Regions from separate parts of the Mus musculus genome. Here region 1 is linked to region 2. The links are chromatin loops, found by intact Hi-C in ENCODE. Cell type or tissue: heart. All regions are shown on one strand. Each heading gives the region's core, and the rest is flanking DNA. Links, peaks and the distances in the headings are about the cores only. Region 1 has its middle 160 kb from the start of Esrrg. Region 2 has its middle 78 kb from the start of Esrrg.

What was found. A loop is a pair of places that touch in the nucleus more often than their neighbours do. Peaks named below come from ENCODE experiments on the same cell type or tissue, not always from the same donor. Only the 100,000 strongest peaks of a DNase experiment are listed, where the experiment ranks them.
Region 1: a loop joins it to region 2, with 2.2 times the contacts of the local background. A loop is called at or near these places in 2 of 42 quality-filtered maps.

What each region holds. Positions count from the first base shown.
Region 1 is chr1:187,828,437-187,844,936 of GRCm38, forward strand. It overlaps a transcript of Esrrg not described here. Among named protein-coding and RNA genes, the nearest start is that of Esrrg, 160 kb to the right of the region's middle. In heart, for the core only: no CTCF peak of the experiment used is centred there; a DNase peak (open chromatin) is centred at 8,495; H3K4me3 peaks cover 289 bases; H3K27ac peaks cover 5,020 bases.
Region 2 is chr1:187,911,169-187,927,668 of GRCm38, forward strand. It overlaps a transcript of Esrrg not described here. Among named protein-coding and RNA genes, the nearest start is that of Esrrg, 78 kb to the right of the region's middle. In heart, for the core only: no CTCF peak of the experiment used is centred there; a DNase peak (open chromatin) is centred at 7,913; H3K27ac peaks cover 266 bases.

The sequences.
Region 1 (16,500 bases), core at 5,073-13,072, 82 kb before region 2:
TGGCAGCTTGAGTTAAAATGCAGATTCCTTGATTTTTTTAAAAATAAAATATTTTTATTACATGTATTTTTTGTGTGTGTAGGTCAGAGGACATCACGCAGGTCTCTCCTTCTACCATGTGGGTCCTGGGATCAAACTTAAAAGAGTTAGGTTTGGCTAAGCTGCCTTCCTGGCTTTTAATTCCTTTATCTTTAAATCCAAATCTCTCAGGGTGCCCCAGGACTCTGCATTGTAAACCGATCATAAGACATACCTAATGCCTTGAGAGCTATCAATTAGAACAGTGTTATCTAAGGCAAAAACAATGGTCAGTGGTCTCCAAAATGGCTCCCAACTCACAAGGGCAGGTCAACGGTTTACTCCTAGATACTTTTGTAAAGCAAACACGATGAATCCTTCCTTTTTGCCATCCCTCCCCCATTTCTTCCAGAGTTACTTCAGACTTTTTTTCCTTTTCACAGCAGCTGATCAATGAACTTCAACATAAAAGATGAACTTAAAGTCCTCTCATCTCTTTTCATCCCCCTCCACAGCAAATACTCTTTTATCTTCTCAGACATTCCAAAATGTGGGGGGGGGGGGGAAATTTCTCTGCAACAGATGCACTGCTTTCTAGGTCTCTAGGTAACATTTTAACCTGTGTAATGTTCGGTGCACAGCATCTTAAGTAATATTCCAGGAAATACGCTACTGCTTGTTAAAAAGGATAGGACCCCAGAGATGTCTTTAAATATGCCTGCAAAGTGAGAGGTGCCAAGAGAAAGATAATACGGCTGATTATAGTTATTTACCTTACATTTTCATTCGCTTTTAACTGGGTGTAATTTAGGGGCATGAAATCTCTTATTGGAAGTGTGTTTGCATTAAACAGCTCTAAGCAACCATGAATGTGCAGAAACTGAAAAATTGACAGACTGGGTTCCTAGAATCCCAAAGTAGCATTGTCGTAATAGGCACACAAACAAATCGAATAAACATGTTTTGCTTCAGTGCTTTAAAGAATATGGTCTTTGGAGTAATTTGTCTTTTTTAAACTGTCATTTCTAACCTTTTCATTACCTATCTCTAGTCTGCAGCTTCCTCTAGCAATCTGTGCAATTTCCCAACCAGCTGTTGGCGTCCCAGCGCTTGGTGCTTTGTTTCTGCTGCCGGAGCTATCAGATCAACCTATAAAGGGAATTACCTGGGAGTTGTTCTTTCCCAGGTTTGTGTTTAGCAGAGGTTTTCATGTGTTTGTTTTTCCTGCTGTGTTTTTGTGTTCTAAGGATGTATAGAGCATTCTGGAAACATTACCACAACCCCAAGTGCCCTCCGTCCATGACAAGACACTGTCCAATGGCATGCCGGACTCCCTTTTCTTCCTCAATAACAGTGACCACACACATTACTCTGATGAGATGTTAGCTTGAGATTTTATAGGTGTGAGTAAGCATTTGCATGGACCACCTTTGGGAGGGAATGTGTGTACGTCACACACATGTTTCCGCGGTCTTGACAGGGTGACAGAAATCCAGGACTTGCACCTTATTCCCCATGGTAAAGGCTACATGAAATCAGGGCTTGAACTTAGATTCCGCAAAAGCCTGGGAAGACTTGAGGCTTCCTATTTGAAGTGGTATGTTGAGTCCCTAGTTAAAAGCAAGCAGGGAAGCCTACTCTGTCTGGTGCTGTCCAGAGTGAAGCTCTGACTTCCACCTGGACATGCTTTATAAACACTCATTTTTCTGTCTGATGGTGGAGGGCATTGCTACTTGCTAGAGTGCATACACCGACTAATTCAGGAACCGCGCTATCACTGGATGGAGTCCGCTACTCTAAGCTTCCTTCCCGCCTGAGGAGTGAGATTTGTTCATTGAGAAGTCCCTTCAGCTTACCAGAACTCGCTGAGGTCAAACATCCCGTCCTTCTAAGGAAATTTGTCTCACAACTAAAGGAGATATTCCTAGAGAAAGCCTTCCTCTGTTCAAACTACAGTGTGTGTCCGTGTTCTTAGAAAATGACAAAATTATCTACCACTCTGTCTATATGTCTGGTGTGCTCCCTAAAAAAAAAAACAAACAAATGAAACCCAGACACCAGTAGGTCTTAACAGGCCCGACAAGCTTGTGCTTAGGTAGATGGTAGTCATATTTTTAAAGTAAGAAATAAGCCCAAAAGCTTTCCAAATACTTCCCCTGGCTAGAAAGAAATTGAGTAAAGGGCTTTATTTGCTACCAGCAGCCTTGATTTGACACTCTACTCTCAGAAAAATCAGATCGGGTTTGCCTCTCCAGGGAAAGAGGAACTATTTTATGAAATACAACTAGAATGAATATCTGCCTAAAGATAATTTATGGAACATATTTTCTGTATGGGATGGGTGTTCACATCAGCCTAATTTATGTGATATATCCTAGCCATTGAAAGATATGAGTATAGGGGGGTTAAAACAAGTGTAGAGAACATAGCTGTACCAGGCTTTGGAAAGATGTACACACACACACACACACACACACACACACACACACACACACACACACACTTACTTTTTTTTTTTAATTCATGAGGACTTCAGCTGGTGGAGAATTGTGGTGGATAAAACAGACTAAAAATAAATAGCTGTATACTACTTCATTAAGCGGCTGTGTGGAGTGATTTTCCCATTGATTAGTCTCAGGGCTAATGCTGGTTCATTCCTCATTTCTTTGCTAATTAACATCCGCGCTGTTCCTGACCACTTGACCGCGTTCTCTGGTGAACATGCGCTGGCTTGGAAAGTAATTGCTCTCTTTTTTTTCCTCCCTCCCCCACCTGCTTTCCTAATCCCCAGCTTCTTCTTTTTCCTTCTTCCTAAAAAATGTTAAGGTAGGAAGGAGAGAAGATGGACTTGCCGTGGTACCCAAGAGAGATAAACACAGCCCCACACCCAGGCACTTGATGGAGGGGCTGGGTAAATACAGATGACTTGCCCAGGTTACCATAAGAACTGGCTAGCTTGCTTCGTTTTGCATTTGTCTAGTTGATTTCAGGCTCTTACAGAATATTTACAGGACAAATGGCCTGACTCAGGGAGTTATGACCAAAGACCTTTAATAGAGAAAGTGAGCATTGGCGTCAAGGCATCTCTTTTTGAAGGCTGTGTACCTTTTGGTTCCTGAGTCTGTGAAATGGAATTTCCTGCCAGGTTGCAGTTTGCTGATTTCACCCAAGTTAGAGCTTTTGTGCGGGGGTGGGGATGGGGGGGTGATCCACAGTCAAGCAGAATGTAGGTTATTGTCGGAGCAGAATACTCAATGTGGCAAACTGGGATTAGCGTTGGGAAACACCCACAGTAGAAACATAATGAAAATCACTCACTTCTGTCTCAGGGCAGTATGGGTAGAACCTGAGGCCAGTGTGCATTTTGGGAAAGGCTTTTCCAACTCAGTCTAATGACCCATGGCTTTGAGTCAGTTCAAAAGCATAGAGTCTCTTTTAATCGGATCAAACATCATGCTGCCTGAGAGAACAATATGAAATTCATTTTTATTTTATTTTATTTTTTTTGCAGTATGGTACACTATGTCTCTGAGCTAATCAAGGTGGGCTCTTCCTTCAAACTCATCTTTTAGAGGTAATCATAGACAGGGGTAGTTACGCTTCCTTATCTTTCCAGGATACGTTCTGGCCTTATAATGTTTTCTAACAGGCCTTTTAGAATACTTCTCTTACCTCTGTGTTGAAATCTTACTTCTGTAAGACCATAAAGTCCATTGTGCTCCTTTGGCCTTCCACTGAAGGCCAGTGCATGAACTGTGCCTAGGACATTAAATCCCTCACTGAATGAATGGAGAAGCATCTAAAACATGACGCTATGCCTCCCCCCCCTTATTCTGTCTTTAATTTTATTGTCACCTTCGAGATTCATACTTACTTGCAGTTACTCAAAGGAGCCTAATAGTATATTAGATACTCTCTTGAATTGTTGACAAGCTATCACCCCCCCCACCACCACCATCCTCAGTGTGTTCGAGTGTGTATGTGTTTGTGTACATTTCTGTGCCACAGTGGTCATGTGGAAGTCACAGAACAACTCATGACTATCCATTTACTTCTTCTATTAGCTGGGTTCTGAATTTGGAACTCAGGTCATCTTGGTGGCAAGGACCTTTATGTGATGACCTCTCAAACTGGCCTCAATGTCTTAATTTTGATTTTAATCTGATCTGTAGTGAATGTAATTATTGCTGATCATTGAGAGAGGGCTCAGATCTGAGGTGTACACAGCAAGTTCTCTAACTTCAAGAGGTGCATTTAGTTGTCCAATCCTCTATTTACACTATGGTTTGTCCTGGCAAATGGTTTGCTAGTGTGTGGAACTGAAAGAAGAAACTACCAGGAAACATTTTAGATAGCAAGAACCCAAACTCGGGAGCTAGATGCATCTGTTAGGAAATGATAGAAAAAAAAATGTGTTTGCAGATTCATCTGAGCACCAGACTTTGAGTCAAGTTAGCTGTATAGCTAAGGAATTTGAACTTTATTCTTGTGTGCAGGAACTGAATATAGTTAATGGTTGATCTTTGAGAAGATCAGCCTAAAAGGTGGTGACTCTGGCCATCTGAGAAAACAGCAGAACCAGGGCAGGGAGGAGCCAGGCTTTGTTTGTGGTTCCAGAGGTGGGCGTGGCAGGGTGGGTGGTAATGAGGCAGAATTACTTCATTCAGAAGTGCTGGCTGCAATGTGCGGTCTCTAATGGCCAAGCATGGATGAAGGATGGAGAAAGGGCTGAGTTTCTTGCTATAGATCATCGTGAGATTGCTCTGCCTTGACTAGATTCAGTCTCTCTCCATGGTCTCCTATCCCACTGATGTAATTTGGTTCAGGAAGAATGCAAGAGGCTTGCTTTGTGCAACCCGAGGTCCTCTGACTCCACCCCACCCTTCAATGTCTGTTGTAGCTGAGAAAAGGAGAACTATTATCAGAACTTTAAGTACCATAGCTAATCTCCAAGAAGAAGCTCTCTGGTAAGTATGTTTTCTGCTTCTGATGGAGGTAATGTGTGCTGCCTCTTAGGACAGAAGGGGATGTTCCTCATAAAAATAGAAGGTTTGGGGGTCTGATAATCAGAAAGTATGACCCTTCACCTTTGCCAGATGCAGCTCCAGTCAAGAGGCTGCCTGCTTTGTGCCCACACTGATCATGAAATTTACTGTAAGATATCATTTTGGGAGGACAGGGTTTAAATTACACTTGAGGTTTTTTGAGTGCCAGAAGAAACTGCTAAATATTTTCGGGTTCATAAATTACATGAAAACTCCAAATAAAATACCTTATTATGAAGAGTCCACTGATTTAAAAGTAGGTTCAAAACGAAGGGCACCTCTTATACCTTTAACATCTCTTTATTTCTTTTAACATCTTTTTCTTATGCCCCCTAAAGAATAATGGTCTTTATAAACAAACAAGAAGAGATTAAGATGCGTGTGGGGGGGAGGGGGTGGGGAGTTGAAGAGATGGCTCAGCAGTTAAAAGCACTGACTGCTTTTCCAGAAGTCCTGCATTCAATTCCCAGCAACCACATGGTGGCTCACAACCATCTCTAATGGGATTCGATGCCCTCTTCTGGTGTGTTTGAAGAGAGCTACTATATGTGTGTGTGTGTGTGTGTGTGTGTGTGTGTGTGTGTGTGTGTGTGTGTATGTGCTCTTTAAAAAAGAGATTAAGATGGAAATTTACTGAGAATTTGTCTCCAATTAGCTCATGTGTGGCTGTCCTCATGTGTCTTTCTGCTCCTGAATGGAAAGTGATGAAGATAAGGAAGTGGCTGGGGGCTAGACCAAAGCGGACATCTCATGGTCACAGTTGAGTCATGCAAGATGTGCCAGTCTAGACCAAAGCAGGGTCACACATGGTCACAGTAAAGCCATGAAGGATGTGCCAGCCTAGACCAAAGTAGGGAGTCTCACCCATGATCATAGTAGATCTCTACAGGATAACACATACTCTGTACATGCAAATGCATGTCAGGAGAAATTTTCTTTCTGAGATTCTGAAAAAACTATAATTTATTAGCTGAGCATAATGGAGAGATCAGCCATAGGATTGATTGGAATAAGCCGCGCCGTTTTGCTAAAAATCTATTTACTTGTTGAGCTTTTAAGTGATGAAAGGATTAAGAGAATAAAAAAAATCTAATAAAGATACCAGTGGAGCATTTTGTAAAATTTGCATGTGAATTTATAACATTATAATCTGTCTGCAGACAGCCTTGTTAGGCAGAAGGGAAGAACTGTACCATTCACATAGGCATAAAAAATGCAACAGCAGAGTTCCCGGCCAGGAAACCTTTTTTCCATATGGGCATCCATATGCTTTATCTTGAAATCCATATTTTTGGCCTTGATACCCATATGTTCGCTTTTGCCCAAATAAGACTGTGTAATCATCCTTTATTGTTTCTTTTTTCCTAGAAAGTTACAACTCTAAGGTTTAAGGGTAGAAAGTAGGAGTAACTGGACGTTTTGTGTACAAGGACACAGATTTGTAAAGGAAGTCATGAGAAAGACACACACAGTTTTGTGTGTTTGTTTATATTGTGTGCATGGATGCATATTAATTTTCAGTACTTGGTTGATGGTTAGTGTTATCTTCAACTTAACAAAATCTATATTTAACTCAAATATCAGCATCTGGACATGTCTGTGGAGGAATCATCTTGATTATATTGAAATGAGAAGACCCACCCACTGTGAGTGGCACCATTCCCTAGACAGGGAATGCTGAAGTATACCCACTATGGGTGGCACCATTCCCTAGACATGTACCCACTGTGGGTAGAACCATTCCCTAGGCAGGGGATTCTGGAGTGTACAAGAGTGGAGAAATCTAGCTAAGCACCAGCATGTATGCAGTTGTTATTCTCTTGTGGTTACAGAAGTGGCTTCTTCAAACTGCTGCTGCGTTGACTTCTTCACCATGGTGGACCGTAACCCACAATTGTGAGTGAAAATAAACTCTTCCTCCCTTAAGTTGTTTTTTATCATAGCAATAGAAAAAGAAACTGAGACATTTTGTTCATGTTTATGTAGTCAAGATAAGACATCTACAAGTTGAGTTCCAGACCACAGGCTGTCTGTTCCAGTTTGACCCTTCCATATGTCTGATTGGGCAATGAAAGACACTTTCAGAGTCAGGCAGTGAATGAATATATTCTCCTTTACAGTGGGATTTCCCAGAAAGCACCTGCTGTACTGGGTTTTATTTCAAGCCCAACAAGAGAAGATATAGGGGTCATATAACTAATTATGCAGTAATTGTCCAGCTACCTAGAAGACTCCCCTTGAAGATCACTTGGTTCTTAAGAAGAAAACCGTACTTGTATTTGGTTGCTTATACACCCCCAATCCCTATGTAGCTTCTGGCTGGATTTTAGTGGAAGGTTTTTAGGCTTATTAGCAGATAGATAATTTTCACAAGGTGAAGATCATGTAACTTAAGAATTCCCCAAACTATCAACTATTTCCTGTACCATCAGTTTTTAACACAGTGATAAAAGCGACTTTCCACAATTGGCCTACGAGGCTGTCTCCACATCAGACTTGAGTGTTGTCAAATGATAAATAACACTTCTATTTCCCTTTTACTTTCTATCCACAATAAAATAACTATTCGCTTTGCATAATCTTACTTGAATTCACAGGGGCCTTCCTCCTGCTTTATTAGGAATTGATGTATCGGGGAAGCAAGGCCAATGGATGAATGGGTTGCCCTAACACAGTCTAAAGCATTGAAAGCATTGAATACCTGCTTTATGGAACTGTCTAAAACTGAAGTCACCAGTACTGCCTATTGATTCCTGACACCATTTCCATTGCTATCTGGTAATTTAGATGTACAGCAGAGGATATTGCACCATAGGTCAGCACAGGTAGCCACAATAGAGAAATTCCTTTTGGAAATAGTTTGTTTGACTTTATTTCATTGGAGATTTTTACTGTCAGCCACTTTATATCTGTCTTGTCCTTATGGCCTGGCAAGGTCAGTCGTGGGTGTCCATGATCTGTCAGCCTCAGGACCTTTGATTGACAGACTGCTGAGTTGCTCTCTGCAGAGGAAAGCTACTGTAGTGTGCCTAGCACGTGCAAAAGCCCTCTGCAAAGACCATTGCCCAGAACCTTGGGCTTGAAACTGGTGCTTCATCAGCCTTCTCAGAAGCAGTCGGTGGGAGCCCTGTGTCAGGGCCACCTCCGTTGGATGTCTGTCAGTGTAGAGAGTCAGCATTTTGACTCCCCTCCCTCCAAACTACAAAGCTGTCAGCAATTCGCTTATTACATTCCTAGAGAAACCCGCTGAGATGAAGCTATGGCTGCTCAGGGTGTAACTTCCCTAGGTAGCAGGGGAAAAGTTAAGTGGTCAGTTTTGAAACTTAAATTCTCTCTCTCTGGCCTTTTGTTGTTCTTCCTTGGAGGGGAGTGCTAGGGAGAGATTATTTTAGGATCCCTCGGGTGGCTTTTCATTCCTCTTCTATTCTCTGCAGCATGACCTCACTGCATTAGCGCTGCCGTCTCCCTCTGATGGAATCCAGTTTCCTTTCCATTCACAGTGGCTGAGGATCATATCTCTGATCCACTTAGAAACACAGTGAGCTGGGCCCTGGAGAATGTGCCCGCTCCTTCAGCTCCTCTATTGATCTCCGGAGCTCTATTTCTGGCTCTCTATTCACACCCTCATTTGCCACCCTCTTGTTGTTCCTCCGAGGGGCAGATGTTAAGTTGGGCGCTAGGAACTAACTGCAGAATATTTCTTTGGTTCTGCAGAGCTGAGGTTTTTATGTGGGCATTCATGAGTGTCTGTGTGCATCCCACAGTCCTGAGAGCAAAATACAGAACAGTAGAAATACAGTGAATTCATTTTGCCAGGCTTCCTGAAGGAAAAGTACTTTCAAAAAGTAGACCTTAATACTGTCATCAACACACTGAGACTTATTATGTTGTATAAATATGAAGACCATGAATAAATATCACCAAGAAATAAGCCAAAAAGTCTCTGAATTTAGTGGATTATCCCTATTGAAACTTGTCTTCCTGGAGAAGAGCAAACTGTTCGAGGTTTTTAAGAGCAAGCAGCTGCTATGAGTGTGGAGATAATACGTTTCTTATGAAGTGTTAGGAAATCGGAAATAAAGGATGCCCAGAATTGGATTAGAAATTTAAGTAGCTGTAATAATAAATTGTTGCCACGAGAAAAAGCCCCTAAATTAGAGGAGAGTGGCCGCCTTTCTCGGTAAGAGGAAGTGTGGAAAGCCCTTCTTGAAATGGAAGTAAAATCAGGGAGAATTGCATTGTTGCAGACTAATCTGATGAAAGGACCCCAGCAAACTGTGATCACCCAGTTAATAAAGCCTAGAGCTTTTTTGGGGAGACAAAATTAGTTGTTTAGTGTTAAAAAAAAATCAATTACAAATTGGGTTGTCTTCTTTAACCAGTCAGACAGAGAAGCCACCATGATGATGATACTCGTGAAGTCGACCAGATGCCTCACAGTGACTACTTTATTCTGTTTTTAAAAAGTATTAAATAGATACCACAACCACTTTGTAATGTGCAAAACTTTACTTGCTACGGCTCTGATGGAACCGTATCATGTTTTGATATAATACGTCTGTGGCGAGATGTGAATGAAGGTAGGTGTGTCTTTTTTGAGAGAGTTCAGCAGGGAAGAGTCCCTTGTGGCTTATTTGAAGAGGGAAATCTAGGCGATCATAAGAAAGGGGTGGAGAACATTCTGCATGAAGCACAACTGTACAGCGCATGTGGGTAGAGTGTGTGGGTAGGCGAGTTTTGTGTTGGAATTGGAAACGCAGGGTGGGTTCCCCAAAGAGCTGTGGTTCCTATGCTCTTAATTTGTTCTTAAAATCATAGTTTAAGTAAAGTAATTCCAAGAGCTTAACAAGCACACCTTAGACATTATCTCTGTATAAAACTAATGTCCTGTTTATTGATCACGAGTCAATCTACTCATATTTTCCTGACCTAAATCAGATATTTACAAGGATAGGCAATCTTTGGATCATGAGGCTTGTGTGCTGCCACTTCTAGTTCAACAAGTTCCTGGAAGCTAAGAAGGAAGAAATGTGAGAGGTGGCAGTTGGCTACTTTAGGAAAATTTACTTTTTCTAAACTGGCATGTAGCTGAAAAGACCTGCAGGCTACTGCTGCTGCCATGCAGGGTACTGCTGCTGCCATGCAGGGTACTGCTGCTGCCATGCAGGGTACTGCTGCTGCCATGCAGGGTACTGCTGATGTCACGGGTCCAGGTGGCCCATGCAAAGCCTAGATTTTGGGATGGTCTGGAGCTGAGTTTGAATCTGTACTTTCTAACTCAGTGATGTCAGGCACTGCAGGTGACACTTGTATCTAGGTCCTCAGTTTTCAAATCTGAAAAAAAAAAACAATGGGGCTACTCGTGACTTCATGAAGAATGTAAAAACCAGTCTCAAGATGTAGTAGATAAACGTCAGGTTGGTTGATATGGAGGAAGGAGAAGGATTCATGTTATGCGTAGCTGGCTGGCCATTCACACAGAGGTTAGCCATCCTGGGCGTACTGGGAATTCAAAATAATTATGAACTAATAAATATATTCAGAAATCTATAATGCTGGCTTATTGATGAGGCAGAGGTCAAGGAACCAGAATCAGGCCACAGACAGCGAGACAGACTCTCTAGGAAGGCATTTATTTAGGAACAGAACATAGGCTTGCCTTTAAGGACACAGTAAGGGTAAATGGGTGGAGAGAAATGGCATTGGGACAGCAATGGATGAGAGAAAGGGCCCGTGGGAAGGGCCTAGGGCATAGTGGGAAGTCCAAGTGAGGAGAAGAGTGGCTGGGGAGGGGAGTTTCCTCCACAGAGCCTTACTCAGAAGCTTGGAGATCCAAGTTAGAGGTGGAGAAGATGAAACTGCTCAAGTTAATGCTGCCCTCTGTCCTACCTGCCCCTCACGCCCCTTTTTGCCAAGTCCCCTTTGTCCAGACAACCTTGATGGCTCATCTGAGCATCTGCCTAATGGTACCTGTGTGCGCATCTATGTATCTGCATAGATTAACATCCTTTGCATGCGTTGTACAACATAGGTTCACATGCTCTGTAGATTATAGTTACCATGTATTTTAATGAACGATTAATTGGGCACATATTTAATGGATGCATAGATTTTTCTTCTCGTGTTTAGATAAATAAACCTCTTCTCTTTCTTGTACCCAGCATCCTCCTCTGAACCACATACCATGTCCTTACTTCTTCCCCCCACTTGTAGTAGGTAACTCTCTCTCTGTGTGTACACATGTGTGTGCAAATGTGTCATTTCTATATATACTTATACACATATCTGAATGGGGAAGGGAGAGGCTGACATGTATCAGGTCCCCAGGCCCCTGGTACTATGGGACCTGGAGTCCATTAATTTGGCTAGTCTGGCTGGCCAGGGAGCCCTAGGCCTCTTGTGTCTACCTCTCCAGATCACATCTCACTATACCTGGCTTTTTAAAGGGATTTGGGGGTCAAACTCAAATCTTTGTGCCTTCATGCTAAACACTTCACCAACTAAGCTGACTCACTAGCCTGTAGCAGAATTTTCAAATGGAGTGGTTGATCTTCCTTCTTTTTGAGGGGAAAGGACCAGCTGAACACAACCTATATGACTCTACCCCATTTCCTGCAGCTCAAAACCAAAACCTGTGGCCTGTGGCCAATCTCTTTCTTGACTGCCCAACTGTACAGCTATCGTTTATATCAATAAAAACAATTAACTTGCTACAGGATGACTCATACGCCATAACAGCAGATACAAGCTTTCATATAGTCAGAAAAGAGATCAGGATAGAGAGCAGAGAGTCAATCTTCAAACATGTCCAACCAGGAGAATAATGTCCAATTTTTAATTCTGATTCTTGGAGGAAGGTTCCAAATGAGAGTGCCCCAGACTGAAGAAAACAAAGACAACAAGTCCGGATTCTGCAGACCTAAGCAGCAAAGGCATTAGTAGTGCGTGGGATGCCCTTATGACTGTTGCACAGACTGATCTCAGAGAAGCTCGGGGAAGTTTCCAGAAGCCATTTCATACTCAGGCCAGGGCAGGGAAGTAGATATTTAAGTAGAGATAAAGTTACCAATGGCTGGTGCAACGTTTGGGTGTACAAAAATGAATTAGACTTTGTCGGCTATTGAATGTAGCACTTGCTCCGCTGCCTGTCTTTTTGGCATGAGCGTCTGTAGGGCAGCGGGCTGCAATCTTCCTATATAGCCATTAAGCCACAGCTTTATATTTCTGTCCTAACCCAAATTGACAATCCTAGTTTCCCTCAGCAGAGCTTTAGACGATTTGCTGATGATACTCTGGAATATTTTTCTCACAAGAAAGTAAAATTTTAGGGCAATGTAGTCAACAAGGCAAGAACTTGGATCACGGAGATTTATAAAGACATTGTAACTTTTAAATGCGTACTTTCCTTCTAAAGGACTATGGAGGGGATTTAAAATATGGCTATTTAATTTTTAAAAATTACATAAATTAAGTGAACAGCCCATTAGCGGGATGCCATCGGGATCACATGGCCAATTCAGATCGAGTTATATTAGCTTGCCTGCCAGATTTGAATAAGAATTAAGAAATTACTATTCTGTAGTAGTGTCAGCCATTGATCCTTATTTCCACTGATATTCTTCACAGTAACTACCTGGAACTGACTGTGCCCCTCTATGTGCATGATGCTCCTGGGGGGGCGGGGTGGACTGGCAGCCAGCAGCCCATTAACTTGCCTTGGATGGAGCCTCGGACTACGGGGACCTTTTGTTGAAACAGGAAACTGAGACTCATTGGGCATGAGCGGGTATGGAGCTCACCATTTTGTCCACGCTGCTCTGCTGAGCTTCCAGGCTTCTCTCCTTCCCTTTGGTCACCACTGACCCCCCCTTCTACAAGCAGTGTGTGGAAACTCTGTTAAGCAGATGGATCATGACAGTTATGTTGGTCAGAGCACCTCAGAAACACACTGAGAAGTTAGCATGCCTATGGGGCAGCGATTCTCTTAGCAGGGTCTTCACACTCCGAATGCTTTAAGGGAAGAAGGAGGCTGATGTCCCTCAGCACTGGCTGCTGCTCTTAGCATCGTTTTCATTTGGACAGTGATTTCAAACGTGTGACTTTCTTAAAAAAAAAAATCCTAAAAATATAAACGTGTATTCCTGCCTCTTGGACTCTGACAGCTGACAGATTGTGAGAACGATTAGATGTCTTATGATTAGATGTCTAGAGATAGATGCATGGTCTGTTTCGGAGGTGTTACAGCCTCCTGTGACTCGAGGAGCTGTTCCTCAGCCTTTGCTTTGTTTCCCTGGCTCAAGGCCTGCCCCCTTCCAGCCACTCTCACCACTGGGAACGATCATCGTGTTCCCAGCTCCTGCTGAAAGCTAACCGTCTCTCTAGGTCATCTAGAGAGCCTCATAGCCTGGCTTCTCTAGGTTGGACAATGTCATTCTCCTGTCATTCCATTTTAGTAGCCTTGCTGGGACTGGCGCTGACTTCAGTTTGTTCTAGAATGTTCTAGAATGTACTAGAATGTTGCTGTGTACATCCATGGCAGTGGGATTTGCATGGTTTCCTTCTATCAAAAATCCTTGCCCAGGCCCTGGAGGGATGGTGGCTCAGTGGTAAAGAGTTTGCACTACTCTTGAGGGGATGCAAGGTCAATTCCCAGTCCCAAATCTGGTGGCTTATACCTGCCTATAGGTCTAGCTTCAGGGAGATCTAATGCTTCTGGTCTCTGTGGCACACATACACACACACACACACACACACACACACACACACACACACACACACACACAGAGAGAGAGAGAGAGAGAGAGAGAGAGAGAGAGAGAGAGAGAGAGAGAGGTGTTTCCTACCCTACCTACACACATATACAGAACTAAAAATAAGATTATCAGTCTGGGGAGCCAGCAGCAGCGGTTAGGGACTCTTACAGAGGAGCCCAGTCTGTTTCTCATCGCCTACATGGAGGCTCACAACCATTTATAACTCTAGTTCTGCGGTACTCAGCCCTAACACTTTATCCTGACTTCTGTGAGTACCAGACACCACAGAATGTACACAAACATACACGCAGGCAGAACACTTATCCACATAAAAATAAATAAATCTAAAACAACAACAACAACAAAACCAACCCAAATCTTAAAAACAAAACCCTTAGGTATTCTACAGCTAGGAGTTAGTTGTGATCATAACCTTGACTGGGTTAAGTATCTCCAGGAGAGCACAACCCAGGGTTTTGTCTGTGGGGGCCATGGAGGAAGACCCACCTTGAATGTGGGCGGGGGACCATTTGCAGGGGCTAGAGGATGTTGTATGGAAGCAAACAGGGCAAGGAAAACTGCCTTGCACAAGCATTCTGTGTCTGCTTCCTGGCCACCAGGAGGCAAGCTGCTCTGCCCTGCTGCCTGTGGGTCATGTGGATTGAAACCTCTGACACCAGGAGACAAAGCAGAGCCTCCTTCTCCTAAGGGGCTCATGCCAGACATTCTCACAACAGTGGTGACATCACTCACATGAAGTCTCTGAATGCAAGGTTCCTCCTCCCAAAGCACTCGCCTCTATTTCAGTGGCGTCCTGATTTGTCATCGGAGGAGCTGGAAAGACGGCTCAGTGGGAACGTCATTTGCCCCTCAAATGTAATGACCTGAGTTTGAATCCCCGGAATCCACACACAGCTGGATATGGTAGCATATACCTGTAATGGTAGGACTCTTACAACAGGATGGGAGGTGGGGTCAGGAGCATCCTCAGAAGCTCAGGGGCAACTCCACATGACAGTGAGCAACACGAAGCCCTGTGTCAAACAAGGTGCAGTGTGAGGGCTAACACTTGAGGTCGCCTTCTGGTTTCCACACTCATCCTTTGGTATAAGTGTACTTTCAGTCACACACATATGCATTCATGCACTCATGTGCACGTGTACACGTGCACACACACACACACAAGCCTACACACACACATACACACACAAGCCTACACACACATGCCTACACACACACCACACACACACACAAAAGCCTACACACATACACACACACAAGCCTACACACACAAACATGCATACACATATATTCAGTGCACACACACACTCTTCCGGTTGTATGTTTTCTGAGGAAGGGAGGAATCCAGAGCATGCATCACAATGTTTCAGCTGTCTAGCTGTAACCTGGATCACCTGAGTCCCCGGAACACCCCAAATCTCAGTGGCTGGTCTACCAGATGGTGATTCCGATTTCAAGGTTCATTAGACTCTCACATGCTTGTGAGAGAGGATGGGGGCATGGGTTTGGTGTGTACTTGTGATAAGTTGTACAGCACTATAGAACTGTATTCAGAGGTCAGCTCAAAGCCATTTTTTTTGTAGGACTTTTTGTTTTAATCTGTGCATAGCAGGCTCACTGAATGCAGAGGGCTCATCAGCCCAGGTTTGAAATTCTGTACTTTGAAAACATGACAACAGATGTTAATGTATGGGGCTATATAAGTCACTTACCAGATGGTTCATAACACATCTTTCCTATTAGATTTATGCAATAAATCCCCATTCCCCTTGAAACATTCGCTTGAATGTGTCTATAACTTTTTATCCCCTTTCAATACATTTATGCAGAGCACATCTGCATTCCTCCACATCAGCTGTGATTAGCCCTATGTTTTCTTTTCCTTCACCTAGATGACAGAATTGATCCCTCCTTTTGGGGATGTGTAGGAAGCAGCAGCAGAAGTTATGCAAACCTGCCAATGAGGACTGTAGGTGCACAGGGGAAAATTTTGTCATCATTGGTTTGTTTCTGCCCTTCCTCTGTCAACACCCCCACCTCTGACTCCATTCCTTATATACACTTCTCTGTAGTATCAGAAGTCCGTAGGAAGTTGTGTGGTCATTCTTGAGCAGAGAAATTCTTGAGCAGAGAAGATAGAACGCACATCTGCTTGCTTGCTTTCTGTCTTTCTTTCTTCCTTCCTTCCTTTCTTTCTTTCTTTCTTTCTTTCTTTCTTTCTTTCTTTCTTTCTTTCTTTCTTTCTTTTTCTTCCTTCCTTCCTTCCTTCCTTCTCTTTCTCTTTTTCTTCTTAGATTTATTTTATTATTTTTACTACCTAAACGTGTGTGAGTGTGTATGGGGGGGAGTGCACATGTGTCCACATGTCTGAAGAGGACACATGAGGGTACCAGGGGGTTACAAGTGTTTGTGAGCTGCTAGGCCTTGGTGCTCGGAACCCAGCTCAGGCCTCTGCAAGAGCAGCAAGTGTTTAAGCCTAAGCTCTGCCTCCTGGTAGTTTCTTTAGAAGGTGACGTTTGAGAGCTGGTACTACTTAATAATTATAATTAATTTCCTCATATGTGATACAAATGTGTAATTTTCAGGGCAATCTGCTTTCTGTAGCCCTCATACAACTGGAGGCCTTGATTTAGTAAGAAAATTACAGAATGTATTGGAAAATA
Region 2 (16,500 bases), core at 4,493-12,492:
AGTCAGCCCTTCCCTTGAAGCTGTTCAGCGTAGAAAACGGGCACTAACTTTATGCTGGTCAGTCTGGACTAGGGAGGCTTGGGGTAATTGTGATCCCTCTTGTTTGTTTGTGTAAGGACACGAGCTGTGACATCAGTAGGAATGAGGTCCCCTGAGATATTGGAAAGAGTTGATGATGTCCCGTCAAGGTCACGGAGGAGAGCTGGTGGGAGAGCTTTACCAAGAAGCGCTTGCTGACAGGAGCCTGATATGGCTGTTCCCTGAGAGGTTCTACCAGCACATGACTAATACAGATGCAGATACTCACAGCCAACCATCAGGACCCCAATAGAAGAGCTAGGGGAAGAGCTGAAGGAGCTGAAGGACATTGAAACCCGATGGGAAGAACAATATCAACTAACCAGACCACCCAGAGCTTCCAAAGACTAAACCCCCAACCAAAGAGTATACACGGAGGGATAGATACATATATAGCAGAGGACGGCCATATATGACATCAATGAGAGGTGGGGTCCTTGGTCCTCTGGAAGCTTGATGCCCCAGTGTGAGGGGATGCTAGAGAGGTAAGGTAGGAATGGGTGAGTGGGTGGAGGAGCACCCTCATAGAGGCAGGAAGGGAGAGGGAAGGTGATAGGGGCTTTGTGGAGGGGTAATTAGGAAGGGAGATATCATTTGAAATATAAATGAATAAAATGATTAATAAAAGAAGAAGAGGAGGGCTGGGGCTGGAGCTCAGTGGTGGAATACTTGCTCCACATGTAGGAAACTGTAGGTTCCATCCACAACGAATGAGACCTGTGTGCTGTGTGGTTTGGTGATTATGTTTGCGCTAGAGTTATCACCGTTCATTTTTTTTTCTTTTTTAAAAAAATTGTTTATTTTATTTATTTACATATCAAATGTTATCCCCATTCCCAGTTTCCCCTCTACAAAGCCCCTATCCCCTCTCCCTCCCCCTGCTTCTATGAGAGTGTTCACACACCCACCCACCCACCCACCCACCCACTCCTTTCTCAGTGCCCTAGTGCTCCCTTATGTTCAGCAACAAGCTGTCCCTTCCCATTGATGCCAGATAAGGCCATCCTCTGCTACGTATGCAACTGGAGCCATGGATCGTTCCATGTATACTCTCTGGTTGGTGGTTTAGTCCCTGGGAGCTCTGGGGGGTCTGGTTGGTTGATATTGTTGTTCTTCCTATGGGGTTGCAAACCTCTTCAGCCCCTTCAGTCCTTCCCCTAACTCCTCCATTGGGGTGCCAGTGCTCAGTCTGATGGTTGGCTGGGTGCATTCACATCTGTATTGGTCAGGCTCTGGCAGTGCCTCTCAGGGGACAGCTATACATTTTTAAGGGAGAAAAGTTCCATTGTGTATGGCAATTGCCTGTAATAAAGAAGGAGGAAAAAACAGGAACTGTCGATCCTTCTTCGCATCTGTGGATGTTGCGCCTCTGTGGTTGTTGCGCCCTGCTCTCTTGACCACTGTCAGAACAGTGGTACCACAAACACTTCCAGGAGATGCCCTGCACCCCTACTGAGACAGGAGAAAAGCTCTGTTCTGCCACTATGTAGAAATCACCTTAGTGACGCCTTTGACTCCCGCTTTGGACATGGAGCTCAGCATGCACCTAATATATGCTTTTCCACAGAGATCCATCCCAGTGTCCCATAACGTTTCAGGACCCCCTGGACCTTTAGAAAACACTTAAATATGTTAATTTAGTATTTTTTTAATCTTTCTTATGTTAAAGAAATAAGCTGGAGGCAGACAAGGTTAAAATACTGGATTTCAGTTCCTTGTCTAATACCTTTCTTAAGCATATACTTGACTCCTTAGCCGGATTGGTTTTTGGGGGGTGGGGTGGGTGGGTGTTTGTTTCTCCTCTTGAGAGCAACGTAGGGTAATTACTCTGTCTACCTTCCTAAGGACAGTGTAGTAATGTTTCTACTAAGTAGCCTGTGATCAGGCGGCAGATAAACAGTAGAGCCTCTGTTTTAATGACCCCCTTCTTGACAGTGGCCTGCCCTGTGCCAGAGCCAGCACCCTGGGCCCTGCTTTTGTTCTATATTCCCCAGTACTACGACAAAAACTATTTACATTTTTGCCTGAATAGCTTAAACACCATTTTAGAAGACTTTAGATTGCTTTTGAACATATTTGAATGCATCTTTAGCCATCGCTGGGCTTAAAATGGAAACCCTTTTTTCAGCTTATCTGTATTAAACACCTGTAAAAATCAATGGTACTGTATTTTTTTTCTTATAATGCTCAGTTCCTTTAACTAATGCCAGAAATAATGCACAATTTATTCTAGCGTGTTCTTTTCCCTCTGCCTGGTGTTCTCCGCTAGTAAGTGGCGTAGCGTGTAAGAACTCACTTCTGCTGACTTAATGGTAAAATTGCCTGGCTGATGCTGCAGTTCAACCAATGAGAGTCTTATCCTCAAGAAAAAAAAATTTGCTATCTCTCCTTCTGATTATCGTCTGTCTTCTTCATAATGAATATGCAGAAAGTTTATTTTTTTATTTTTTATTTCTTTTGCAGAAATGTAGCCATACATAAATGACCAATAGGACAGGTGAGAGGTAACTATGGAATTTTCTTTGAGACTTGTTATTTTTCTCTAAAATCATAAGTCATTACATTGATATTGAAAATATTGAGTGGTTTGTGTGAGCTTTGTGTAAACTAAGATTCTTGTGCTGTAGCCCATTACAAATGTGGAAGATTGGCCACTTTTGTGAGTTAGAATTAAAAAATGTGATAATAATGTCTTTTCATCATCATAAAGAGATGATAAGTACTAAATGAAATATTAATATTATCTCACTTTATTTGATAGGTTCCGTCTTCTCCCACACCAAACATTTTCCCTCAAGAGTAGCCATTGCCTCAGATTTAAAAGAGAAATCTTAGTAGAATATGGCTTCTCCCCTGTTCCCCCAACACACACACACATACAGAGGAATCAGGTATCTCATTTTTTTATTACTTTGTTTTCTTCTCTCTCTTCCCCCCACTTTTTAAATTATTTGTGTGTGTGTCTCTAAAGAAAACCTAAGAAACTTATATGTTTTATTCAGGTTTATGGAAAAGAGGTAATAGTTCAGTTTCCTTGATTATCTTTTATTTGTCTTTTGCTAAATGGCACTTTATAAAACTTATTGCTGATATATATTTATATACTTGTGTATATAAAAGAGATAGATATGTACATACATGTATACATATATATGTATATATATATGACACACACACACACATATATATATATATATATGACATACACAACCCTCTGTACCCATGGATATCACTATTCAAACAACCAGAGATACAAAAGGTTTGGTGTAAAAATGATGTCTATCAGGAACATATGCAGAGGTTTCCCCCACTTCATTCATTAGCCCCAAACAGCAGCAGCAAAATAACTATGCACAGAGCTGGCCTCGTATTTAAAGGATATTTGTTTGAGTAATAGCAGGGTATACATGGATAGACACCAACTCAACTTCGGGTTCCAACCCCACAGGGGGTCGTACTGTACATTAGATATGATGTGTATCAGATATTTACATTACAACCCATATCAGAAGCAAAACTACAGTTATGAAGTAGCAACAAAATAATTTCATGGATGTGGGTTACCACAACATGAAGGACTGTATTAGAGGGTCACATCATTAGGATGGCTGGAAACCCCTGTTATGCACAAATATGATGTTTTGTATAGGGGAACTAAGCACCTCTGATTTTATTACCTGAGGATACTAGGGGCACCTGCACATGTGTAGTAAATGCAGCCCCATGATATTTATATTGTATCTATTGTGTTGAAGCCTTTAGACTGGTCATGAAGCTTTCAGGATAGATTATGAGCTTAATAACATATGCAATGCCCTGTGTGCAGTACCATGAAAGGGAAGAATGCAATTGGCTTTATTCACCAAACAGTAAGATGCATGAAGACAGGTTTTATGTAGAAAACATGTAGCATACTTATATCATAGAGGAATACATAGAGAAGGGAGGGAGGGAGAGGGATGGGGAAGAGAGAGAGAGAGAGAGAGAGCACTCCACTGCTGAGCAGTACTTTGCATACCCCATTCTGTCTATATCAACTGCAGTTGGGGCTTTCCAGCCTGTGTCTCTTAAGATTGTGTTTCTTCCCCTCGTGCACCACTGCTCCTTATTTTCAGAGTTTTTCTGAGACTACATGGTAGCTTGTACTGTAACCCCAGCACTGAGAGGCAGAGGCAGACGATCCCTCAGGCTCACTAGACATCCTATCGCTTCATGAGCTACAGGCCAGGGTGAGAGCATGCCTCAAAGGAGACTCACAACACTTGAGATTGCTCTCTGGCTTCATACCTATAGACACATGCGAGTGCACACATGCGTGCCTACTGAAGACAAACAGGATCTGATGTGCTACTAAACACTTCACAAACCAATGGTGAGAATCGGACCTGACCTAGGAGAAAAGGACATCAGAGAGGAGACCACAGCATGGATTGTCCCCACCCCAGATGGATGCTACAATCTCCCGATTTTAACTCTGAGATCCAGCTGGGTGTGGTGGTGCACGCCTTTAATCCCAGCACTCGGGAGGCAGAGGCAGGCAGATTTCTGAGTTCGAGGCCAGCCTGGTCTACAAAGTGAGTTCCAGGACGAAAAACCCTGTCTCAAAAAACTCAAAAAAAAAACAAAAAACAAAAAAACAAAAACAAAAAAAAAACAAAAAAAAACCCAAAACTCTGAGATCCACCTACAACTACTCACTATAACTCACACACATCTCTAGTTCCCAGAGACCAGTTTTCCATCCACACAATTTTATGAGGACTTTGTCTCACCTTATTGAGTACATGGATCTCATAGCCGGTGGTGGCCCCTCACACCATAGTCACGCTTTAGCTTTGGCTCACTGACCTCAAGCAAGCACTGAGAATTCCAAACCCTTTGCAGCACTGACCCAAAAACGTAGAAGCTTATCTGGTAGCCTTTCTAAATTCTACTAACAAGGCACCTCCGTGGAAGGAAACCCCTTTCAGTCCCTCAGGGCTGGTGCAGCGCCTGTCGAAGGCTTCCTGCAACTTAGAGACTCGTGAACTTTTGACTGTTAATTAGGCATCTCCCATCACTTAGTGCATGCCCGGGCATGAATTTAGTACATTTCTCTTTTATCTAACTAGATAATACACTTAGCCATTGACTGTTACAGAGCCTCTGTAGTTTTTGGAGTATAAGAGAGCTATAATGTACTGAGCACTTACAAACACTGAATGATGGTTGGCTTTCATTAGTACTTAATGAGGCAAGCTTCTTTTTCAACCATCTGTCTGTCTGTCTGTCTGTCTGTCTCCCTATTTACTTATTGGAGGCATATATGGGCCACAGCACACATGTGCACAGCAGTCAGAGGGCAGCTGCAGAACCTGGCTATTTTCTACCACATGGGTACCAGAGATTGAAGCTGAGTGGTCAGTCTTGCCAGTAAGCGCCTTGATCTCCTGAGCCACCTAACCACCCCATACATGCTTCTTGGGTGCTCAGACTCACTGTGGTTTTCTTTCCCCTCCCCCTCCTTGGAGCGCTGCAGTCAGGGGTCATGATGACTTTTAATTGGCTAAAGGGACAGAAAGATGCTGCTGGAAAGTTAAAGCAGGTGCTAGGAACCATCTTTCCTTACCTAGTGTAGTGAGCGCTGCTTCAATCCTCCTTTCCCTTTGAGACCAAAGCTAGACATCCATTGTTTGTGGAAAACAAACAAACAAACAAATAAAATTCCCCCAAATTAAAGCAAAACAAAACAACACATCCAATGTTATCTTACTCATTAATGTTTTATTAATACACATTGGGAACAGAGATTAAGACAAACAAACAAACACTATGTTGACAAATAGAAACAAAACTGGTCAGAAAGTCCGGACTAAACTTGATGATCTTCCAACAGCATGTAACACTTTTCTGTCTCTTTAAACTACATATTTTTTGTGCATTGTGATATGGAAGTGTGAGTCAGAGCACAATTTTTGTGGAGTCAGTTTTCTTTTCCCGCCTCCATGTAGGTCTCAGGAATTGAACTCATGTTGTTGGGTTTGTGCAGCAAGCACTGTCCTGGCTGAGGCATATCGCAAGCCCCTTTTTGACTACTGGGGACTACGCCAATATAAGTGTAACACCAAAGCATAGCCAACCTCCAGAAAACAATTCCTAGGCAAAATATCCATGCATTTCTCACAGAAAGGGTGGGAAGCTTGAAAGAGCCTCCTATGTGCCTTTATACCGACAATGAAAAGTAAGGATTGTCCAGAAAGCTAGAAGGGTCCAGAGAAAATACTGGAAGCCTCCAGAGAAAATGCTAGAAACCTCCAGGCCAGTCCCTACTATACTGAAACATGAAGCAGAATCTAAAGCTCGAGGCGGCTACGAACTTGACTCTTACTGGTCTGTTACTGACTTGAGATCTCCCAGCAGGCATTGCAGTTCAAGAAATCTATGGAACTCACTCCTTCATCAAGTATAGGGAACCTACCCTGTGTTGAGACCAAGACGAAGTGACAGAGTTCCCCACAGAGCCCTGGCTTTACAGATCAGCTTTCTGTCCAAGCCCACAGGTTAGCTGGCACGCATCCCCTCAGTACCTCAGGGAGGTAAAGACTGAGTCATCATCTCATGATAGGTTTATTCTCCCCAATTCTTAAGACAACAACAGAAAGATGATACCTGGATGCAATTCCCCTGCCAACAGAGTGCTGTGCAATCCCTGAGTCCCCCGGAAGAGGATTAGAGGTTAGCTCAAGGATCTTGATGTCTCTTACACTCTCGATCCCTCCAGCTCCATTTCACTTCCGGAGCAATACCACACAGGGGGCGGGACTAGAATGAGGTGGATGGTCCACAGCCTGGGCATCACCGGTGACCTTGTTACTGTGTATTAATTTGTAGTAGTGGAATTAAAAACGGTCTGTTCTTCTGCACAGTCATGCCTCCAGTTGATAAGCACAAAGAAAAGTAAATTAAAAAAAAAAAAAAACTCACCTATTTCAAACCCTCCCATGCAACCTTTTTTGTTTTATGACAAAAGAGGCTTAATTAACATACCAGGGCTAAGCAGCCTTCCCAAACTCATGCTAATTATGTATTCTGTTGACCGTGACTCCAGTCATACCGTAATTGGCTTGCAGTAACATGACATTTCAAATCATCTCTTGAAATTACATCAAAAAGCCAGCCTGTTTTGTTTTGATAGGGGAACAATCAATTTGATAAGTGGTAACACAGCTCATTGTTTCACATTAATTAGACTAATTGCTGCGTGTTAGCCTCTGAAACAGACAGAACTTGGAGAAGACAAAGGCTGCGGCCTTTCACACTCCGTGCCTGTGATGGTTCCACTTGCCTGCACATCCTACAGGCAGAGGACAGAGCTGTTAGGAGGCAGCCTTGCAGGAAGCTGGGGTTAACAGTAGAGTGATGTGTTCTGCTGAGTACACAGGCTTTCAATTAGAGCATCTAGGCTCCTCAGACCCGCAGACGGACAGAAGGATGGCCTCAAAGAGAAGCTATTGCCTAGCTATTACAGGTTAGGATCTTCCAAGCAAGTTCTAGAAACCTCCTGACACCTTTCCTTCCCACCCTATATACTCTTGGATTCCTGCTAAAAATGCCCCATGCAGAGCTCTTTGTAGTATTCTGGACATAAGTGCTTTAAAAACAGGTCTACCACAAGACAAACGGAGTCCAAACAAAACCAAATACCTCGAACTAAAACTCCTTTTAAACATTTCCAATTACAAAGGTGTTTTAACCCACAGGGATGGAGCTGCCTGTCATTCCCAAGGGCTCATTGCTTAGCTCTCCATTTGACAGACTGTACCTTGGATTATTCTTGAGCCTGCCAATTTGGCCAAATTGGACAGTGTGATGTTCCTGACAACAGCACATGTCAATCTCAATTGGCAGCCAAGAGCATTTCACTTGTGACCCGCCTGGGCTTCTGATTCTCACAGTGGTTAAAGCTATCCTGTTACTGGGTGTCTGATGCAATGGAACAGAGGTCTTGTCCAAGCAAGAAACATCCAGCACTTATTTTAAAAGGCAGCAAAAGAAAAGACGCTCCGGCTGCAGAGCTCATATGTGGTCTAGTTATCCAGGGCTCGGAACCTTCGCTAACTGCTGGACTAGGTGAACCAGGGTCTGGTGGGTATGTTCCAATCCATGTCTGTAGCATCTTCCCTGTTAAGTGGGATATGACTCTACATGTCCGGCAACACAGCTTCCTGCCACCAGTGAATTTAGATGATCTGCCCTCTTGATGGCTCTTGGTTTGACTTTGATATCAGAGACACGTGTCAAACACCCATCGGTGCTGTCTGGGAGCACCCTGGTTCCTGGGGAATGGAGCTCCCCACGCAGTGCATGGTATGGAAGGACTTCCTCCTCTCCAGTTTCCCCAGCTGCACTGAGAGGCCACTGCCGCCTTGAACAGGAAGGAAAGCAACAGTTTTCCCATTAGATACACAACGGCATTACACACCCTCAAATTGTGAGTATAGTGCTTTGCTGTGTGCAAATGCTTGCTGGACTTGGAGAGGAGAGTTGGGAACCTGGCTTAGGAAATGGATATGAGATGAGGAGAGAGTGGCTGGCTTTGCACATGAAGGTAGGGATGGGGGAAAGGGTGGGATACAGACATCCACACCAAAGCACGGTGTGTCTATCCCTCTTTTATCACCCCTTCAAAGGAAAGGACCCTTTGCAAGTACAAATGCATGCAGCAGATTTGGTTTGGTCATTTTGAGTGTGTGTGTGTGTGTGTGTGTGTGTGCGCGCGCGCGCGCGCGCGCGCGTGCGTGCTATATCACCTAGCAATGAAATGGTTGTTTCTCCAAGTGATTAAATCTTCCATAGCCCCTTTAAAGGTACAAGGGTTTGTGATTTCAGTGTACCAAGATGCTAATGTTCCTAGGAAATCTCAGGGTTTGTTCAGAAGGCAAATGACAAGGGTGTGATGTGCCAAGACCAAAACCCCTTAAAATGTAGGCACAGGGTGAGCCCCCTTCTCTTCAGTACAAGTTGAAAGCTTCATTGTTAGCATCCTTCTGTGGCTCCTGCCTCTAGTAAAGTCAAGCTCCACTGTAGGCAGAGAAAACCATTCTCATTAGCTGAGCACCAGCCTCTTGCAAGCTTGGCAGCCAGCCTAGGGTCCTTAGGCTGTCCCATGCTCCACCTTAACGAGATATTGACAAGACATGGCTAGCCACACCGAGAAAAGGGACTAGGTAAATTAATTAATGAATTAAATTGTCGAAGAACTGACAAAATAATTGTCAGTATTTGAATACAGATCCATTGTTCAGCAGAACAAGAAAATGGACCAGTTGCTTGGTGTAACAGCTGGCATACCAGTGTGTGGGTGCTGATTTCTTTTTGTATTGCTTCTCTCTCTCTCTCTCTCTCTCTCTCTCTCTCTCTCTCTCTCTCTCTCAAGTGTGGCTATAGAATGGGAAGTTAGGTAGAAGAAAGAACTACCGAAGGATTCTTAACCTGTGCCCAATCCTTCTGGCCATTTATTTACTTAATTCCGACTGGCTTTTCCCCACTTTCCATTTAACCACAGATTCTCCAAACAAGACACAGTGGGATAGAGTCACCAGGCTTGGGACTAGGAAGCAGAGCCTAACAGCAGGTAATTTCTGCTGAGGAGAACAATAAGGATCAGAGAAAAATCAGGAACAAATAAACATAGGAAGACATAATGTAGGGAAGGTGTTTAAATGGGCACAGTTGGCAGGCTATTAATCACATGGTGGTCCCACATACAGACCTGTGTGAGCAAAGCTGCCACTAAAGGATGAGAGGGTGGACTGAAGCCCAGGCAACTCTGCAGCCCTCCCTCCAGCAAAACATCAGAGGGGCAATGGACAAGCAGGTTAAAAAAATTTTTAACAAAAATTGATATGGTTTTAGTAAATATTCAAATTCCAACTGGTTCTTGCTATCAGGCTGATGTTTAGTTGTGACCATGGCTGTTTTTACTTCTAAATGGGGAAAGTGGATTTCACTGAGAGCCAGAGATTGGTTTTGGAGTAGAGATGAACTTGTACACAGACACTCATGGAAGCCTTTATTTCGAAAACTATGAATAGAAAGTTTGTAGAAGATATCAGGTGTCAATGTGGGACCTGAAGAATGAATAGCTTTTAAAAAAATAATAAATTCAGTTCTTCTGTATAATTTCTTATAAGAATCAGAGAATCTCGCCATATTCCTAAGTTGAAGACACAGCTCTGAGAGGGCTGGCCTTTGGCTTCCCCCATGTTCATCCCATGTCCTTACCCAAGGCCATCAGCAAAGGACCCCGAGGGATCCACAGTCCTTGAAGATGATGCTGACCCACAATCCTTCACACTCCAGGGCTGTGGACCATTGTTGGCTTGTTTACTTCATCGGCTTCTGTCACTGGAGGCCACGCTGGCCTAGATTTCACTAGATTGGCCTTGAATCAATGGTAGTCCTCTTGTCTCAGGCACTCAGGGGCTAGGATTGTACGATGGAACCAGCACACCTGACTCCAGTTTGCCACTCATTCCTTTAAAAGTGCAAACCCTCAGGCTGATCTCATAGAATCTGGACCTTCACATCCCAGACAAAGGCAAGCCCAAAAATACAGACTCACCCATGTATAGGTCACTACTGAGCATGCCCTGTAGCAGAGCTTGTTGAAGGATACACAGGAGTGATCATCAAGACTGATAATACCCACCTCCGTACACAAAGAGAGTGAGTGCTCTTCCTTCAGGAATGTTTTACCTCTCTTAGCTTTTGTTTTGTATTGATAAGTGCTTTTAAAAATAGCTAGATCACACAGTTGCTGAAATAAATGGATATAAAGCCCCAAGTGTGGTGCTTAGCAAATATGTACAGAGTTCTTCAAGGTGACATTTCCTATGTGAAAATATGGGGTGGTTATCATGATGAAGAGGATAGGTATGAATAAACACTTGAAGTTTCTCCCTAATGTTCTCAAAGGCTAGCTTGTGGGTGTACACTGACCCCAGTGGATTCTGGCTACGTGCTCATAAGGGAATTGTTAGTGAGTTATAGGTAAAGGGCCTTACAAGTGTGTGTGTGTGTGTGTGTGTGTGTGTGTGTGTGTGTAGGAGAGAGAGAGAGATGTGGGGGTGTCTTAGTCAGGGTTTCTATTCCTGCACAAAACAACATGACCAAGAAGCAAGTTGGAGAAGAAAGGGTTTATTCAGCTTACGCTACCACACTGCTGTTCACTAAAAGAAGACAGGACTGGAACTCAAGCAGGTCAGGAAGCAGGAGCTGATGCAGAGGCCATGAAGGGATGCTACTTACTGACTTGCTTCCCCTGGCTTGCTCAGATTGCTTGCTTATAGAACCCAAAACTACCAGCCCAGGGATGGCACCACCCACAATGGGCCCTCCCGCCCTTGATCACTAATTGAGAAAATGCCTTACAGCTGGGTCTCATGGAGGCATTTCCTCAAGGGAGGCTCCTTTCTCTGAGATAACTCCAGCTTATATCAAGTTGACACACAAAACCAGCCAACACGAGGTTGGGGGGGTAGTAATTTACTAAATTATTTTTTTCCATCTTCTTTTACTGAAAATAGATGTTTTCCTTACAATATATGGTTTCTCCTCCCTCTTCTTCTCTGAGGTCCTCCCCACTGCATATCCATATCTGATGTCTCTTGTTAGAATACACACAGACATCTAAAGAATCATAAGATAAGATAAAGACAAAATCAAACAAACACACAGAAGAAAAAGAGACAAAGAAAAAGCACAAGAAACACATATGGATGTGGAGAGTTGTGCATACAGGGATTCCATAAAAACAAAACCCAGAAGCCATAATACATGCAGAGAAACTGGAATTTTAACAAAATGCTCTATCAAATCTTTGTGAGACAAAGAACCTCCAAAGATGCCATTGAGTTTGCACAGCTACTCCTGGGCGTGGAGCCTGCCCTTAAGTGTGTTTTGTCTCCCCAGGGAGACCCCATTGGAGAGAACTAATTTTTCATCTGTGTGTAGTTGTCCCTGGGCGACAGATTCTGGGTTAGGAATCAGGATGCCTGTCTACTCCTCTCAGCGCTTGGACCACACTTGGCTCTGTGAATTCAGATGTATGTCAGTCCTGCTGTGTCTAGAAGGCCTTTTGTCCTTGCTGTCCTCCATCCCCGTTGGCTCTAACACTCTTTCTGCCTCCTTTACCCAAAGGACCCTGAGAAGAGTGATTTGATGGAGACCTCCCATTTAGGGCTGAGAGCTCCAAGGTCCCTCCCTCTCTGTACATTGTCCAGCTGTGGCTCTCCAAGTTTGTTCCCATCTATTGCAGGAGGAAGCTTCTCTGATGATGACTGAGCAAGACACTGATCTTTGAGTATAACAGAATAACTTTAAGAATCATTTTCGTGACTATGTTCTTTTAGCAGCTCCTGACCTGTGTGGTTTCAGATTCTTGGCCACCCCAGCAGTGTTGGGGATGGGATCCATCTCCTGGAATGGGCCTTGAGACCAGTGCTGTGGTTGGATACTTCCACCATGTTTTTGCCATTATTGCACCAGCACTAGGTCTTAACTTGTATCATTGTAGATCTAAGAGTCTGTAGCTGGCTCGGTGTTTGCCTTCTTCCTTTGGTAGAGTGCATGCAGAGTATGGAGAGGACCCTAGTATCTTTACCTTGTATTCAGCCCACAAATTATGTAACCGGTCCTAATTATAGCCATTTGTGTTCATCTGTTTCTATTTTTGTTGTGTTCAAACTAAATTTGTTTTGTGCACCTTAAACTAACTATGGGGACATCAGGAAGGATAACCGCTCAGTCATTCCCCTCTTAGGGGTGTGGCGTCCACATGTGCCACACCCCTAAGAGTATGGGTGCCACATCCTCTGCAGTAAGGCTCACTGTGCCCCAGGACACCACAATTTTCAACCTTCCTTTCTCCCCAACCATCCCTCCTCAGGAAGATGACTGGTATCTTTCTTCCTGCCCCGAGCTACCCGAGTTGCATTTCCCTACCATTCTAATTCCAAAATTCTCCAAGCAGAAAACACATCTGAGAATTTCTCCCACCATCTTGCTGTATACACATTCAGATGTTTCTCCACCTGTTGGCTAGAAAGCTTTGTGAAGAGAGGACTTGGCAGTTTTCAAGCATATAATCTCTCTCTCTCTCTCTCTCTCTCTCTCTCTCTCTCTCTCTCTCTCTCTCTCTCTCTCTCTCTCTCTCTCTCTCTCTCTCTGACATTAAGGCAGGGAGATGAGCAAACTCATATCTAGACCTGTGAAGAGAACCACTCTCTCAGCTTGGTCTCTTCATTCTGTAACATTTTTCTGACTTCCTCAGGTGGAGCTTGTTTGAGTAGGGGGACGGCTCAGATCTATGAGACGGGAAAACTAAATGGGAAAAGAGAAAATGCTCTCAGAGTAAGAAGTCAGCTCCTAAATATAAGGAGCTGGCAAGCTGGGCTCGAAAGGTGGCTCAGGAGTGCAGGGTTTCACTGCCATGTCCGAGGTCCTGAATCCTATAGCCAGCAATGAAAAACAACTCATAACCTAGTTCCTAAAGTTAAGCAAAGGCTCTGCATAGACCCCTTTGCTACACAGTGGTTAGGCAGCTGAGTGGGTAAATCACTTGTCACGCATGCCTACAATCCCAGTCATCACAGAGACTGGGGGTATTGAAGCAGGAGGTTGCTGAAGCAAACTGCAGGGCTAAACTAGATGAACCAATCAACTTTGGGCTCAAGTGAAATGGCCAAGGAAGGTGCCTGACCTCGACCTCTGGCCTCCACATACACACTCATACACATGAACCTGAATATACATGCACACCCACACTCATGCAAACACACACACACACACACACACACACACACACAGAGTATGGCCAGCCGAGATATGAGAAGGGTTGTCTTATTTACATCCTGTTGCTAAAGAAACCCAGCAAAACCAATGTCATGAGGAAACAATGTATTTGGGCTGACATGTCAAGGGTACAGTCCATGAGTGAAGTCATGGCAGCAAGAACCTAAGGTGGCTGGTCATATTGTGTCCATGATCAGGAAGCTGGGAAAGACAGATGCTGGTATTCAGTTTGCTTTCTTCTTTCTCATCAGCCCACGGAATGGTGCTGCCTGCTGTAGGGTGGGTCTTCCCACATCAGTTGACCCAATCTGGAAAATTCCCTGCAAGTCAATGCAGAGGCATGTCTCCCAGGTGATTCTAGACCCTGTCAAATTGACAAGCAACAAGCCCAGGGCTCAGTATCCCCAGTTACCAGGGAAATGCGCATAAAGACTGGGCCCCTGCTGGGATGACTGTTATAAAAGTGTGAATAAATACAGAGTAAACACAGATGCGTCATGATGGTGCCATGGAGAAATATAAATTAGCTACAGAGGGAAACAAAGTGGAGTATCCTCAAAAAACTACAAAGGGGGATGGAGAGATGGCTCAGTGGTTAAGAGGACCTGGCTCTTTCAGAGGATCCAGGTTCAATTCCCAGTACTCACACGGTAGCTCACAACCATCTGTACCTCTAGTCCCAGGGGATCTGATGTCCTCTTCTGGCTTCTGTGTGTACCAGGTGTCCAATCCACATAGTGAGTGCACACACAAAACACCAATACACGTTAAATAACTACAAATTTAAAAAAAAAGAAATTGTGTGTAGGGCTTCCATACGACTGTCAATCACACCTCTGGGTATTTATCCAAAGGTTTTGAAGTAAAGGTCCCAAACTGGTGTCAGCATTGCCGTGCTCATCACAGCGTGCTTGACAGCCCTCCAGAAGTAAGAATAATCTAAAAGCCTATCGGAGGATGAGCAGAAAGGAAAATATGATGTGCACAGCCTTTAATGGCAGAAATGATATAGTTATAAGAAGACCTATCGGGAGCTTGGTGACAGTGTGCTAAGAGGAATACGCTGGTCCCAGAAGCAGGGGTACCTCTGCATGGTTCCAGTTTTCTGAAGAATGTGAAATCGATCATTCCATGCATAGAAGTGGGAGCAATGGATTCCGGTACCCAGGGAAGGGAGTGCGGGGGAAATGAGAAGCTGCCAATCAGATATGCCTATAGTTAGTGATGCCACGCGGTCCTTTAGAGTGGTTCATAGTCTTAGGTTGGGGTGTGTAGCTCAGTGGTCAAACGCTTGTTAGCATGTGCCAAGGCTTGAGTTTGAGTCTTTGACAAAATCTGTTAAGGCGGTAGATTTCCTGTTGTGTTCTTGCCTCCCCCCCCCCCCTTAAATAAGAATCAGGAAATTAAAAACCTGGAAATTGATACATATTAAATTGTGTCATAGAATAAGTGAAGTGAAATTCTCTGCCCTATTTGTTATACATTAAAAATTAGATTCTTTCAAGGTACTAAAGCATTTTTTAAACAAAATGTATAGATTTGTAAGCTTTTAGCACAGGGGCCCCTGAGGAAACAGAGGAGCCACATAGGAACATGCCTGATGCAATGAAGGGGTTTGAATGTAGTGGCGAGTCTCTGAGTACAGGTACTTTTTTGCCTAGCTAGGTCACTCCTAGCTTCTACCAGATCCTCAAAGGAGCCTCAGATCCAAAAGTAATTAAAGACCCCTGCTTTGGCATTTCAACTCATCAAGCCAATGATGTTTCTTTCTTATTAAAAATAGAACACTGTGTCCAAAGGCTTATTATAGAAGAGATGCTCTCATGGCTTCTAACCAGCACCGTTTGTCATCTGTGTATCTGGTAGACTGCTTCAGAAATGTCTCAAGTGTTGGTTGAAATCTTTTCTCACTTTCCAGAGTTATCTGCTGCATCTTGCTCTTCCTGGCTCTCCAGTCTGCCTTCTGGTGGCCTGGTCAATGCTTAAGTGCACAGGCGTGGGCATGCACTAGGAAAGGGCAGCTGGGAGAGCAAGCGTGTACCCTGGGCTGATGAGTGTTGGCCTGGGTTGGTTTTGACTTCAACCATTGGTGATGTGCTTGGAGCATGAGGGCCGATTGTTAGTGGTTCCCGGACTTGGCTAGCAGCTGTGTTGAAAGGTGGAATTTGGGGTGGAATTATCTGGTTTCTTGTTTTTAATTTACCTGTAACGTTAGCTCATTTACAACTGAATTTTTGCTCGATGTTTCCTTTCTCCACTTGTCTTTCCTTTCCTTCTTTTAGTGCCTCTTCATTTGAAAGTGCAGGTACCCACCTCTTTTCTCCCCCTTATTTATTATACTTTTAGTCATAAATGTGGGAGTTTTTGAAGGGGATCCCCTCTTCCCAAGAAACTTATGGCAAGGACTCTCTGTGTTCAGGTTTCACATTCATCTGTCTATGTAACTGTAGTTTCAAATCACACACAAAAAAAGTATGCTTATTCTGAAAATGTGCAGACATCTCCCCATGTCTTAGTTCAACAGTGCAGTATGATGGCTATGCATAGCATCCTATTTGTGATGTATTATATTATGTATCCTCTATAATC